Regions from separate parts of the Homo sapiens genome. Here region 2 is linked to region 1. The links are chromatin contacts, found by Hi-C or POLR2A ChIA-PET in ENCODE. All regions are on one chromosome and are shown on one strand. Each heading gives the region's core, a stretch centred on a gene start or an enhancer-like site at or near the end of the contact. The rest is flanking DNA. Distances are from core to core; before and after follow the strand shown.

Region 1 (7,392 bases), core at 3,044-5,543:
ATCCCCCAGGGACCCACTCCACACCTGGGGGCCCTGTGTGGTGACCTCCTGCCAGGCCAGCCTGCCCCAGAGGGAGGAACACAGAATCCATTTGGAACCAAAAGGGACTCAGCTCAGCCGGGAAAAGTAGGCTCTTTATTTCCAGCCTCACTGACCATGCGCTGCTCTGTGCCCATGGTGGGCCAGCCCTGGGCATGAGGAGATGAGCAGAGCTGGCCCCCGGACCCCTCCTTACCACGTCTGAACGGACAGCACTTCTGTGTCCAGGGGTGTGCGCCGGGCTCCCGGGCAGACAATCCCTGGGCTTTCGCGACTGGCACTGAAATGAGGCTGGGCAAGAAGGCACTGGGCCAGATTCCTCCCTGGGGCACTTAAACGGGGCCACAGGGAAAGAATCGATGTGGTGACGGGTGGAGGTGGGGCTCCATGGCAGCCACGGTCAGGAGCAAGCCCTCGGCAGCAAGGTATAAATAAGCCAAAGTGACAGGGGCAGATGAGTGACACGGACAGACCACATGCAGAGAGTGAGGGCGCCAATGGAGGGTGCCACCGGCCAGTGTGAGCCGCAGGGAGAAGGCAGATAGAGTGAGCTCCAGAGTCCTGACCCACGGACACCCAGGTCCTCTTGCCGGGCACCCGGAGCGCCTGGAATCCAGTTCCCGAGGCCTTGGCGGGGGCTGCTGCTCCAGGACCCCCTGGTTATGGCTGGGATGAGTTTGCAGAGGATGCCCCCACCACCAAGCTCACACCTATAAACACTGATCATACAAAGTGTGTCATTCTTGTCACACCAACTAAAACTGCCTTCGGAAGGCAGGGGAAAAGTACTCAGGGCACAACACTGCTCCAAGAATGGAATTCTCTGCAAGTCCAGCTGCTGAAACTGCCTTTTGTCACCTGGGACCAGTTTTATCCACAGCTGCTGAGGTCACTTGCTCCAACTCCAGAAGGAATTCTGCTCACAGCTGTCACACTGACCAGCACGTCCCAGGTCCTCAGAACTTTCCCAGCGCCAGTGAACTTTCTCAAAGAGCAATAGGTAACCTTCTCCTTTCTTGTAAAACCACCAACCTTCTACTGCTTCTCCAACCTCCACCATTTACCTGGTCGGCACATATGCCCCAAGATGCAATCCTTTCTTCCCAAATAAAACGTTAAACTTGGAAATTCGCCTCTACATTTTTATTTTGACTTGAACATACCCCAGCAACCGTGAGACCCCGAGGACACGAGTGACCTTCCCTGCTCCTGGTTCCTTCGTGTGCACAACAGGCCGTGCTGTCTCCTGGAGCCTGGGGCCTGGCACCTGGGAGCTCAGCCAGAGCGGCCCCAGCAACCTCCCTGTAGCTCCAGCAGTGCCATCCCTGTGGTCAGCGTGGACCTGGCCTCCCAGTGGCCCCAAGTCCCCCCATAGCTCCAGTACTGCTGTCCCTGCAGCGTGAACCCGGCCTCCCAGTGGCCCTGTATTCCATGGAGGCCTGGGCCCCCTGCCCTCCTGAGCCTCACAGTGACCAGCCAGCCTCACACGCTGCTGACCCTCAGTAGTGGCCAACCCCGTGTCTGTCGGAGGGCACAGGCCACCATCCCCATGGAGCTCAGGCCTGCTGCCTGGGCAGGGGCCCTCCAGGAAGCCTGGCACTTAGGGGTGGCAGCTCAAGCTTGTTGGGGGTGGGGAGCTGGCCGGGCAGTCAGGGCCCGTCATGTGCGACTTTGGGCCAATCCCATCCCCTCTGGGCCTCTGTTCCCATTTACCAGAGAAAGATGGTCTCCGCTGAGCCAACCACCTTCATCCAAACCGAAGGACAGAAACCACCTCTGCTGAGCCTGGAAGCAGCCAAGGGAGTGGAGAAGCCGGCGGGGATCCCCAGGTTGGGCCACACACACCCCAGTGAGGCTGCGGGAGAGACGTGCCACCTCCCGAGGTGCAGAGTTTCGCAGGGCACAACCCACTCCCGTCTGCTCCTCCAGCACCCTGTGACCCAGGATGGGCGGGTTTCCTGTGCCCCACTTCACAGACGGGAACATTGAGGCTGGGGGGAGCTGAGTGAGGAGTTTGCGGTCCCCAGCCACACGGTGTGACTCCAGCTTTGCTCAGATGCCACACGCTGCACGCACTCCTTTACTGGATGCACCCGGCCCCGCTGGACACTGACGTGCCCCCTCCCAGGACAGCAGCAGGAGCACCCAGCCCTCCTGGATGTCCCCCTGCCCCTCTGTGCCGCAGCCCTCATGACTCACTGGGAGGCCAAAAGGAAGCCCCAAGTGATTTTCTAGCAGCACCTCCCGCAGCCCTCGGGGTGAGGCTGGGCTGTTCTGCCTGCGAGTGGTGCTAGGGGAACCTCCTGAGGGGTCCCAGGAAGGCCCCTGGCCTCCTGCCTCCACACCCCTGATTTCTTGGATCCCTTTCTTGGTCAGTGAGAGCCGACTGGGTGAAGTCACCCCTGGAGGAGGAGGGAGCTGAAGCAGCCGGTGACTCACTCACACGAGACAGTGGGCGGTGGCCAGGGCAGAGCGGGACTCCCCATTGCTGGCTAAAATCCAGACAGCGCCTTGGCCCGAGGTGTCCCTGACAGGACGAGGGTGGAGTGGCAGCTGCTGAAACCTGAACTCCTCTGCCCTGCCCCCGTCCCTTGACCTCACGCATCTAGTAGGTCAGCGCCAGAGGAAATCCTCGAAGAAAATGGGCGTCTCCCTTGCTGAGCACAGAACCGCAGTCAGTCCTGTGTGCCCGCTCCCTGGATGAGGACAGGAAGGACGTGGGGGAGAGGCCACAGTCACCCTCAGGAGCCCCCAGACCCACTGGAAAGCAGCCCAGTGAGCATCTGAGAAGTACTGCCTGTGCCTGGTGTGAGGGTGCAAGGCGGGGGGCCGTGTGGCCAGGCAGCCTAGGGTTGCGCCAAAGCCCAGCAGGTATGGGACGAGCAGGACCAGACTGGGAGGGGCTCGGGGGAGCGGCGACCTGTGCTGAGCTTGAGTTGTGGCTGGGCTGGGAGGCCGGACAAAGGTGTGTTTCCTCTGGCCATGCAGGGGTCAGGCGGTGGTGCTGGGGAGGACGATGTGGGAGGAAGATGGGGCTGGGATGAGGGGCCAGGGCTGAGCTCAGCAGGTATTGGGAGGTGCCATGGGGCTGTGAACATGCATAGGTGGGGAGGCTGGGGCGGGGGCAGAGCAGGGGACAGTCCTGGAGCCAGCAGACAGGAGGAGGCATCTCTACAGCACCCCAGGCTTGGAGACAGGGCTGGCTCACCTCAAAGGGGGCCATGGGAGAGAGGAAGGTGGGCATCAGGGCTGGCCTGCCCCGGCCCCAGGAATACGTGGGAGTTGAGCTGCATGAGGGGTGGCCAGCCTAGGGCAGGGCAGGAGCCACGGGGCGTCCGCTCCTCTCTGTGGGTTTTGGTGTGGGAGGAGGAAGGACAAGCTCCTCCTGGAAGCAAAGGGGCCTGAGGACCCAGGAGCAGAGTGACCTTGTGGGCAGGGCCGTCCCTGAGGCCTGCTACATGCAGAGGACGTGGCCCCTGTGGCCAGCTTGGTGCCAGGAGCAGGTCCTGGGGGGTGGGGAGTAAGTCTCCCAGGGGCCGAGCTCCATGAGTGCATGTGGCGTGGACACTGGGCCTGCCACAGGGAGGCTGGTGTGGGCAGGAGGCTCCCTGGGAAGTGGAGAAGCGCTTTCTGTGAGCTTGTTCCAGGGCTCTGGTCAGCCCAGCCCGGGGTCTCATGGCCACACAGGTCAGCAGGAAGGGGAAGATGCCCCAGCAAGGAGGCAGGAAGGTGGCCTCTGCCCGGTGCATCAGTCTCGGAGGTGGGGGACCCAGGGTTTGTTCTCAGCAGGCCTCCTCTCCTCCTCTGCCTCACAGGCACCTCTGGGATGGGAGAGGCGGTGTCTGCAGGGCCCTTCCCACAAAGTCTGTCCATCTGCCACTGCTGCTGCTGCAAGGGGCTACGGGTCCTCTGGCGACTCTGAACCCCTCGGAAAAGGGAGGCTTGAGCTGCCCACTGCACCCTTGACCCCTTCTGAGCCTCTCGGCAAAGTCCCAATCCACCCTCCTCAGGAGGTCCCAGGGACTTGCCCACATGGGCACCCCATGCCCTCAGCCAACCAACCCCACCATGGCCCACACGCCTGCCCCTCCCTCTGTCTCCTTGGGGCCCCGCACACGTTGGCACAGAACATCTCCCTGCTGGGTGACCTCTTCCCGCGAGCGGCCCAGGACAAGTGCAGCTTTCTGGGCAGACACTGGGAGCGGGCATTCCCGATTCACAGAGGACTCACCTCGGCGTACTACAGCGGCCTGGCAGAGCCCAGCCTGCAACAGGGGCCTCGTATGCATCTGTTGAGTACACCAGTGAATCCCAATCCCCCAGTTCGTTTTCTACCCCACAGGCCCAACCACTGGGTGGGGTGGGGGAGGCATTTCGCTGGACGCCATGGAGACGCAGTATCGTCTGGGAACCTGAGTCTCTGTAAACCCCGGGGTCGGACAGACCAGTGCCAGCAAGCTCCTTCGCAGAGAGGAACTCAGACACGAATCCCTGGAGACTCCTAGTTCTCATACAGAGCTTGTTTTTTACTTCCATGTTCAAAGTCCGGATTTTCACAGGTCTGCTTCTCCCGGGGGCCACGCCTGCATTTCTGCGAACGATCCCCAGCTGTCCCTAATGAAACGTGCTCCTCCACTGAGAGGGAGCCCAGCCCCACTCAAGTGGGTCAGAGCTCGTCCGTAGGAGGCTGTGTGGGGGTCACGCCACCACAGGACGCAGATCTGCCAGAAGCCTGTTTTATTGCACTTAACTAATTCCCAAGATAAACCACTGGGAATTTCCATGTAAGCACTTAGGCCTCTGTTTATGAGAATCTTTGATCCACTGAGAATGTTTAGAACTCACTGAAGCATCCCTGGCCCTGCCCAGCACCAAGCCTTCCAAGATGCGTGAGGGCAGGGAAATTGTCGGCCTGTGCTTGGTCTGTGGGGATCCAGGACCCCAGGAGGGGACCCCAATAGGGAGCCTCTGCCCCCCAGGTGGTGGGGTCTCTGCTGGGACTCTGCAGGCTCCTGCCCGTGGCCAAGTTCATGGCTGTCTTTTCCAGAGCTGCCCCGGAGCCCTAGACAGCCCCATGGAAGGGCCCATCTTCCTCCGGCCGTGGAGGAAATTTGCAGCCATCCGTGACCTGCAAACTGTAGCTTATGATGGACTGCTCCCCATCCACCAAAGCCCAGCCACTTGGTTTGGAAGCCACTGCCCCAAATGGCCCCTCTCCAGTCACTGAACTGCAGTTCAAATGCCCCACCCCTTGGCTCTTTGAGCAGCCAGCCTGCCTTCTTGCTCTGGGATGGTTTCTTCAAAACCCTCTGGAGTATGTCCAGTTCTTCTGTTATTTCAGGGTGTTTTATTTCCAGCACAGATTTCCACTTCTGCTACCACCGGGATGGAAAAGGCCTCTTCCCTCCGATTCCCCCAATCCCAAGAATCCAATTCCTTCGCTAATGCTGAGTGCAGACATAGTCTCTACAATCCAGAAGGCTGAGTGAGGTGGAAATGTCGGTGCAGCCTGCAGCTCACCTGGTTGTCACTCACAGATCGGCCTCGGAAAGCTCCAGGAAGTTGATTTGGGATGAGCCAGCCATCCCGCACAGATGGTGGGAGGGAGAGGAGGCCGGAGCTTCAGCCAGTGCAGTGCCGTGGCCCCTGTTCTGTGGTTCACTGGGGTGTGAGGCCTTCCTTGGGCTCAGAGAGGGGGCCTCCGAGTCCTCATCCACAGAAGCCCTCTGTGCCACCAGCAGGGAACAGCCAGCAAACAGCCTTCACCCTGAAGATCCAGACGGAATTCTTGGTTTCTACAGCTGCTCCCTGCCTCTCCCCACAGCCACGGGAAGGGGAGTTAACCGAGGCAGCCCCCACCCGAGACAGACCTGCACAGGGCCAAGAACTTGCCCTGTGGTAGGGCTGGGGGAGGAGCGGCTGGTGGACTTTCTGTGTCAAAGGCAGGTGTCACTTTCAGCTCATTAATTTCACTTCTACAGGTTCTCAATCCACCAAAATGAGCTCTTTACAAAGGCCAGGACCTGCCCTTCTAGAGGACAGGCTCATACTTCCCAAAGCTTCAGGACTTGGGGTCCTGTGGCTGCCCATCCGTCAGCAGAACTGGGTGAGGCCAGCTGTGACATCAGACAAGTCCCCTGCCTCTGGCAATTCCTCAGCGGGGGGCATGACCTACTGTGCATTCCAGGGCTGGGGCACATGTACTTACCCCTTAGCCTTGGACCACAAGCCTCCCCCAGCCCAAAATGGAATGGGGACAGCCTCTGCCACAGGGAGGGGCAGGTGGTGCCGTGTGAGGGGCGGTGGCACCCAGGGCTTTTCTCACAAGGAAAAGGAACCTCGAAGTGTTTCTCTCTGCACACTTTGCCTCCCTCAAAGGCGGGCTCCTTCCTCTCCCACCCGCATCAGCAGCTGAGGCCCCAGAAGGGCCCACCTGTGTCCCGCGCACCATGCGTGAGATCGCTGATTGCCTCCTGGGGTAGTCGCAGCATGCTCGAGCCTCTCTGGACCCCATCCCAGCTGTCAACCAGGAAGCCCCCGTCAGGCTCCAAGACCCCCAGACGCTGGCCCGGGCTCCCCATTTTCACTTGATCCTCCCCGCCGTGTTTCTGTCTTCCTGGGGCTGCAGGCATTTTGGTCATGGCTGCATCACACCAGTGTCTGCGTCCGTGGCCACGCAGCCTCCTCCTTTTCTCCGTGTCTTAAACTTCTTTCTGTTCCCTCTTATCGGGACCTCCTGATGACATCAGACGCCGCCCCACCATGGTTCAGAACAATCTTTCCATCTCAAGATCCTCAGTTCAATCACATCTGCAGAGACCCTTTTTTTCCGTGTAAAGTAGCATTCACAGGTCCCAGGGATTAGGATCTGATATCTCTGGGGCCAGTACAGATGGGTTTGAGATTTGATCATGGAGAAAAGAAATGACGGCATTTAGCTCTATATCCTAGTCAACAGGGAGCCGCTGAGCATGACTGAGAAGAACGTCAAAAATCAAGCAGTTTTGTAAAAGAGTAAGGCCTCTCCACTCTCCTAAACCCAGCCAATTTCTCAAAATTTGTGAGAGCGGCGTCCTCCCAGCAGCAAACACAAGGGACACGTGTGTGCACCCAGACCGGCACCTACCACTCTAGACAGTCCCCAGAGCGAGGCTTAGGCCTGACGGCCGGAGATGCAACCGTGGCCAGGGGCCCAGAGCTCATCAAAACCTGCTCAGTCCAAGGCCTTAGGCTGAGCCTGACATCGTGTCATATTGTGGAAACACTCGTTCCCTCATTCAGCCAAATGCTTTTTAAAGCGACTTTTTGGCCGGGCACGGTGGCTCACGCCTGTCATCCCAGCACTTTGGGAGG
Region 2 (7,392 bases), core at 1,405-3,904, 51 kb before region 1:
CGCAGTGAGCTGAGATCATGCCACTGCACTCCAGACTGGGCAACAGAGTGAGGCTCCATCTAAAAAAAAAAAAAATCAAATTCCAAGGTCATGCCATCAAATGCATCAAACGCCAATAACAGCAGTGGTTCTTTCTCCTTTCCCAAGTGGAATGGAAAATAATTCATTTTTCCATACTGTATTCTGTACTGGCTACTTGGGTTTCCAGTGGCTACAAAGACAGCAAGCCAAGTCTGTGTAGAGCTCTGGGTCGCTTTTCATTAATTTTTGCTTTGTTCCTTAAAAATTAATCACTTTCCCTGTAGCAAGCTGTAGTGATCCTGGTATATGGTACCTCGGGAACCATGAAATACAGTACTGCACGCAATGAATAATGCCCTTCCTTCCAACCAAGATGTATTTGTTTAGTGAACATAATTTTATTGAACAACCTGTGTAGTGGCAGACACTATGCTAGGCGTCAAGAGAAAGTAAACAAACACGGTGTCCTGCTTTCAAAAAAGCATGCTACATCGTGGGATATACAGAAAACTGAATATGGTATGACGATGAGGGGGTAAAGTGGAATCTCCTGTCCTTTGTTCTGTAAGACAAAGGCAGGCAAGCTTGTCTTTTTTTTTTTTTTTTTTTTTGAGATGGCATCTTGCTCTGTCGCCCAGGCTGGAGTGCAGTGACATGATCTCAGCACACTGCAACCTCAGTCTCCCAGGTTCAAACAATTCTCCTGCCTCAGCCTCCCAAGTAGCTACGATTACAAGTGGGCACCACCATGCCCAGCTAATGAGCTAAGCTAGTTTGGTCTTTTCCCTGCTTCTCATTTGCAGGAGGCTGCTCAGCACATCCTCATCAGCAGAAAACAGCCAGAGACTGCCCTTTCGTTCATCTCATCACCATGCCAGTATAGCACTCTCCCTAAGACAGAGAGGGGCGGCCAGAACGAGAAGGCTGGAGATGCCTTGCAAATGTGTTGGTGGTTCTTTGATTACCAGGGCCAAGCAACAAAAAGATAAGAATTCTAGTCCTGATGGGAACAAAAAGAGCCATTCTTTGTGGCCAAAAGGTCAGCACCTTAAGAAGGGATGACATGGAGGAAGAGGTTCAAAGTTGAAAGGGTGGTGGGAGAGGAGGGTAAGTGGTTAAACATTTATTAGGTGTTAGGAACTAAAGCAGCTGCTTCAAATGAGGTTCTCACTGAATCCCCCTGACAAACCCTCAAGCTAGGCGAGACTATCGCCTTCACAAGTGAAAAAAACGAAGGCTCAGAGGGAACTTTCCCCGAGGCCATTCAGACTCACCCTAGCAGTCTGACTTCAAAGCCAGGGTTGCTTCTGCCTTGCTGGATGTAAGTGCCCAGCTGCCAGCTGCCCTTGGCTGGATGGAGGTGGACCAAGAACCTCATGGCTTACTCACACCAATTCCTCTAAGGTCATTCCCCCAAAGGCAGATAAGATATAAACAAGAAGAAGTATGAGGGCCCAGGAAGCCTGAGGGCAGGTGGCCCTGAGAAAAGCTAAATCCCTGCAAAGCTCCTCACCCAGCCTGTAACACTAAATCACTCATACACAGGGACTCAAGGAGGCGTCCGGGAGATGGGAAGCTGCAGAGACATAATCCAGGACACAGGAGGTGGCCAAAGCCATTGGCAGTGATTTCTATGAGGACTGAAGTAGTCCCTGATGCTGGCTTTTCTCAGACTGGATCCCTCCGTCCCTGGCTGTTGAAGGAGCACAGAAGCATGGCAGAAAATTCAACAGGGACAGGAATCGTTTTTTTTTTTTTGGTGAGACGGAGTCTCGCTCTGTCACCCAGGCTGGAGTGCAGTGGCATGATCTCGGCTCACTGCAACCTCCGCCTCCCGGGTTCAAGCAATTCTAAATGTGAGTCACCGTGCCCGGCTCCAACAGATCTTTTTTTTAAAAAAAATTATTAAAATTATTTTATTGATACATAATATTTGTACATATTTATAGGGTACCTGTGGTACTTTGATACATGCCTAGAATGTGTAATGACTTTCAACAGATCTTTGCTTCTTTTTTTCTTTCTTTGGGCAGTCTCTGGGGGCTAGAGTAGGCTCAGGCTCCTAGATCTTTGATTCATTTCTGAAAATGACTAACTGGTGAAATAAACAAGAAACAAAGATCTAGGAGCCTCTCTGAACTTACCCTAGCCCCGGGAGACTGCTCAAAGAAAGAAAAAAAAAAGCAAACATCTGTTCAAAGTCATTACACATTCTAGGCATGTATCAAAATATCACAAGTACCAAGGCCAGGCGCAGTGGCTCACACCTATAATCCCAGCACTTTGGAAGGCCGAAGTGAGCAGATCACAAGGTCAGGAGTTCGAGACCAGCCTGGCCAACATGGTGAAACCTGTCTCTACTAAAAATACACAAATTAGCCGGGCATGGTGGTGGGCACCTGTAATCCCAGCTACTCGGGAGGCTGAGGCAGGAGAATCACCTGAACCTAGGAAGCGGAGGTTGCATTGAGCCAAGAAGGTGCCATTGCACTCCAGCCTGGGCAACAGAGCAAGACTCCATCTCAAAAATATAAAAATTAAAAACATTTTTAAAAAATTAAAAAAAGAACATAAACAATGCCAACTCCCACCCAAGACTGCATGAGCTCACAGCTCCCTAAGATCACTAGAGCACGTCCATGTTACGCTCAGTATTTCTTTACCAAACCATTTAATTCACGGAAAGAATGAACTTTGTAGTCCAGATTGCTTTACAGCGATGAGGTTCAGATGATCTGTTTTAAAAGGTTCAGTCCTGGTCATCATTTTCACAAGACAAAACTTCCTAGTTAATTAACTAATGCTTTGAGTACACAGTTTTAAAACAGTATCTCTAAAATCACACACACACACACACACACACACACACACACACACGCAAAAGGCAGAAGTGAAAGGCCCACCTCCGCGTCAGGAGGCTCTAAGGGCCGCAGTCCAGTGACTTCACTCAAATGAGCAGCTGTTACTCCTTGTACGTATACAGGGTAAAGCTTCTGTCTGCAGACCACAGCCTGCCTACTCACCACCTGGGTGCCAGTGTCTGTGTGGTCATTTTTTCAGGATTTGCACCACCCTTCCCTGAGTGCTGGAGTGTGGACGGCACCTGCCAAGGGCAGCCCAGAGGCTGGTGAGTGTCAGGTGGGCCGTGTGCACCCAGCAAAACCCACCAACTTCCTGAGCAGGTGCTGCTGCCATCCCACTGCAGTGAAGAGGGCACTGAAGCACGAGGAAGCGACACTGCTGCATCCCAAGATGACAGACACTGAGGGAGCGGCCGCCCTGAGACTGGGACCCATGGCAACTCTCCCAACCCCACACATCCAGTTATCTCCCAAAAGATCTGCCAACCACAGCTGGGCCCTCATCTGTGGCCAAGAAGAGTATTTGAGGAGGTGGCCTCAGGGAGAAGAAAGGTGCTGTGGTCAGGGTGGCACCACACCTCCAATTCTCCACTTTACTCACAGGCTCCCCCACCCCTGGCTGGTCTGAGTGCCCGGCATAGCAGGGCTCTGTGGGGGGTGAGGGGAGCGCTTCTCTGCCGGGAATGAACAAGGGAGTCCAGCATGTTATGTTCGACAGGTGCTGCAGAGGGAAGAAAGGTCCTTCCTGTTGCTGGAAGAGCCTGGGCTCTGGCCCCCAAGGGTTGCTCCTGCTGAGGCCCCTTGGCACAGCCCAGCTGCAACTGAAGCGTTCCTTTGGCCCCGGCCTCTCCTGCAAGAAACGCTCAAATGCATGCATGGACAACTCGGTCAGAGGCTTGTGGATGGCGTAGAGGGGCATGGACAGCCGCGGCAAACATCGAGCCATCTTCCATTCCATGCCCACCATATGACCAACAGAAGGTCAGCCATGCCAAAAACCTGACTGCAGTTCTCAGGAAAACTTCATTCTAATGCCCAAGTGACACGGATAATCCTAATTTTCCTGATCTAGATGAAAAGCAGGGAAACTTCACTCTAATGCCCAAGTGACACGGATAATCCTAATTTTCCTGATCTAGATGAAAAGCAGGGAAACTTCACTCTAATGCCCAAGTGACATGGATAATCCTAATTTTCCTGATCTAGATGAAAAGCCCTGAGAAGCACGCTAAACATTTTTTTAACTAGCACATTTATAATCATTTTTCTTAGATTGAATGTGATTTTTTAAAAAGCTTCCCAATTCAAGAACAATTATCTTTTGATTTATCAAAATATGAGAGGAAGAATATTAATATTTGCAGTGTAAACTTTATATAGTTGTAAATTTTTTTTTTTTGAGACGGAGTCTCGCTCTGTCATCCAGGCTGGAGTGCAGTGCCATGATCTCAGCTCACTGCAAGCTCTGCCTCCTGGGTTCAAGCCATTCTCCTGCCTCAGCCTCCCGAGTAGCTGGGACTACAGGTGCCCACCACCACACCCGGCTAATTTTTTGTATTTTTAGTAGAGAAGGGGTTTCACTGTGTTAGCCAGCATGGTCTCGATCTCCTGACCTCGTGATCCACCCACCTCGGCCTCCCAAAGTGCTGGGATTACAGGCGTGAGCCACCGTGCCCAGCCTATATAGTTGTAAATTTTTAAAAATTACTTAATTACACAGATGCAGTGGTGCACACCTATAGTCCCAGCTACGCAATTACAACTTTTAGAACTACAAACTCTTAAGAAAGAGACATTAGCGATCATCTATTCCAGTATTTTTCGAAGTGTGGGTTGCAAAATCAATGCAATGTGTCATAGCCAGTTTTCAAAGAGACAAAAAGGGAGAGAAACGAAAAGCAGAACAGAAAACAGAATAAAAAATATTAATGCAATCAGCACACAGTAATACCATTCTGTGGACCTGTTCGGACCGTGTAAGTGTACACATGTGAGCGAGGGAGGAGGGCTCTGGAACCACAATGGAAAGCTGCCTTCTCGCTGTAGCCTGTTGTCCTGTGGACCTGTTCCGACTGTGTGTGTGCACACGCATGAGTGAGAGAGGAGGGTTCTAGAACCGCGATGGAAAGCTGCTTCCTGCTGTGGCTTGCGCAGATGCTGGTAGAGTCCAGCCATGCAGCTCGCATGCACTCATCATTCCAGAGGCAGCATCGCCGCAGAATGCGAGTTCGCCTTTATAGGGAGTCTGCCCAGGTCATGCAGCACTGGCTCAGGGTACCCACGGCAGCAAAGCAGCTGCACCAAGATGCAGGTATGACCAACCAGCGGTTCCCCTGTCAGCCCCCTGAAGTGGCCAACTGGTCTATCCACCTTATGCAAAAGTTCCCATGACCTCATAAAAAACCCATCAATTTTCATTTAAAATGCACTCAAAAATAAAGTCATCCACCTCCCTGCAAATTTCAATCCTTACAACTCTTAATTTTTAAGGGCTTTTTTTGTTTTTCAGAATCTTCTGAAAATCTGCACCAAATTAAAGATTTTATTATCCTTACCACTAACTGAAAATTGAAATTCCTTAGACAATACATTATTTTACACTCCTGGCACCATCTGTTTGAATGTACTCTCTCGCTCTGTGAATCGCTGGCACACCAGACTGCCTCTCCCTGCTCCAGGGAATTTCAGGGAATTCCAGATGCCCCTGATTCTGGTCTAATTTACCATACAAGGCCTGTCCTCTACTCAAACCAATTCTGCAATCCCTTAAGTTAACCATATGGGCAATACAATAACACCTCTACTTAAATCATTCCAAATTTCTGCTATGATATCATTTGATCTTCATGCCCAGGGCAGCAAATAATTAATTTCAAATACTCACTGAGCAACAAAGCCAACACTAGGGGATTGTCCAGTAAAGGAAAATGCTGCCCGGATGCCTCACACCCCCAGTGAGGCAGGGACAAAAGAAATCAGCACAGTGTAGTCAGCTGATGAAGGAGCCATTTCTCCACAACTCCACTCTCAACGAAGAAGCACCCAGAACACAGCCACAAATGCATCTAAACAGCCAAAGACCCAGGCTCAGCTCTACGCAGCTCACCCGAAGGAGCTACCCATGCCTGGAGCCATGACCAGAACCAGCCACTGCATTTTAATTTCAACTCCAACAGCAGTGGCTATTTGGCTTCCCTGGAAGGCAGCAGATTAGGTGCATGATGAGGACACGGTGGAGGGCAGGAGGCGAGGAGGGCAGCACACGTCCACACACACACAGGGGCTCTGCTCTACAAAGCCCGAGACTGAGACTCTAACTTAGGCACCTCCCACAGTGACCTCAATGCCCACTCTTATGTAAAGTTGTTATTCAGGAGGAAAGATAATACACAACCTTTGAAACCAGCCAAAGTGGTTCCAAATAATTTTTTAAGTATTTTAATTTTTTGAAAAACCATTGAATTGTACACTTCATTTATTTTGAGACAGGGTCTTGCTCTGTTGCCCAGGCTGGAATGCAGTGGCACAATCATGGCTCACCGCAGCCTGGGCCTCCTGGGCTCAAGCAATCCTCCTGCCTCAGCCTCATGAGTAGCTTGGGACTACAAGCACATGCCACCAGACGTGGCTAATTTTTTTTTTTCTGTAGAGACAGGGTCTCGCTATGTTGCCCAGGCTGGCATCAAACTCCTGGGCTCAAGCAATCCTCCCACCTCAGCCTCCCCAAAGTACTGGGATTACAGATGTGAGCTAGCACAAAACATTTTTTTTAAAGATTCAGCTGCAATTTCAATGTCAGTGTTCTAAGAAAGCCCTTCACCTCTTCTTCCCTCTCCCTCACCTCTTCTTCCCTCTCCCAGTCAGCAATGCTGGAACACTGAGGCACGACAGCATGTGCACTTAGAGGTCAAAAAGAACAATAAAGACAGAGATAGCACTGGAGTGGAAACTAGTCATCACGGCTGGGCAGCTGGCAAAGCAGAGGCCACAGGGGCCCAGAGCTGAGAGGAAGTGAGCGCTCCTGGAGGGGAGGCTGAGACACAGCGCTGGAGAGCACGGCTCGGGGAGGAGGAAGCGGGCACCATGCAGCCAGTGCGTCCCCACACCTGCGCACCCACCACCATCCCCCGAACCTTGTCTTCCCAAATGGCTCTTTATGAAGCCTCTGGTGCTCTGCCAATCTTTCCAAACTTCTTGCCCACATTTGGGATGCACCGTCCGCTACTGCTACCCCCCAACACTGGTCACAGGAGGCTGAGCACCGGGGGCTCCGTCCGACCTCACTGGACCTGGGTGCCCATGGCCTCCGGCCTTGCACAGGCAGTCACCCTCCCCATGGCTGTGCCATTCGCTGTCCTGAGGCCTTGGTGCAGGTGGCTCTCCCGACCTCTCCTACTGTGTCTCTCACCCTCCTACTGTGTCTCCCACCCTCCTACAGTGTCTCCCATGCTCCTACTGCGTCTCTCACCCTCCTACTGCATCTCCCACCCTCCTACTGTGTCTCTCAGGC

The links. A loop is a pair of places that touch in the nucleus more often than their neighbours do. ChIA-PET counts read pairs that join two places held with the same protein, here RNA polymerase II (POLR2A). Pooled maps may share reads with other maps.
Region 2: a loop to region 1 is called in a pooled map, with 3 times the contacts of the local background. The contact joins two enhancer-like sites. A Hi-C loop is called at or near these places in 1 of 50 pooled maps. POLR2A ChIA-PET finds 5 or more read pairs at or near these places in 2 of 52 experiments (PC-9 and activated naive CD4-positive, alpha-beta T cell).

Annotation. Positions count from the first base shown.
Region 1 is chr16:29,286,237-29,293,628 of GRCh38, reverse strand. It overlaps LOC105371159 (a long non-coding RNA gene), which reads left to right. Exons shown (of 3, transcript XR_007065044.1): 2 at 908-2,814; 3 at 5,397-7,392. Among named protein-coding and RNA genes, the nearest start is that of NPIPB11, 120 kb to the left of the region's middle. RefSeq lists enhancers at 5,750-6,355, 6,356-6,962, 7,316-7,392. Within about 2 kb of position 4,293, at least 14 of the 41 ENCODE cell types and tissues checked have a DNase peak (open chromatin) inside an H3K27ac peak, as active enhancers do.
Region 2 is chr16:29,335,175-29,342,566 of GRCh38, reverse strand. It overlaps the pseudogene SNX29P2. Among named protein-coding and RNA genes, the nearest start is that of NPIPB11, 68 kb to the left of the region's middle. RefSeq lists an enhancer at 6,845-6,894. Within about 2 kb of position 2,654, at least 3 of the 41 ENCODE cell types and tissues checked have a DNase peak (open chromatin) inside an H3K27ac peak, as active enhancers do.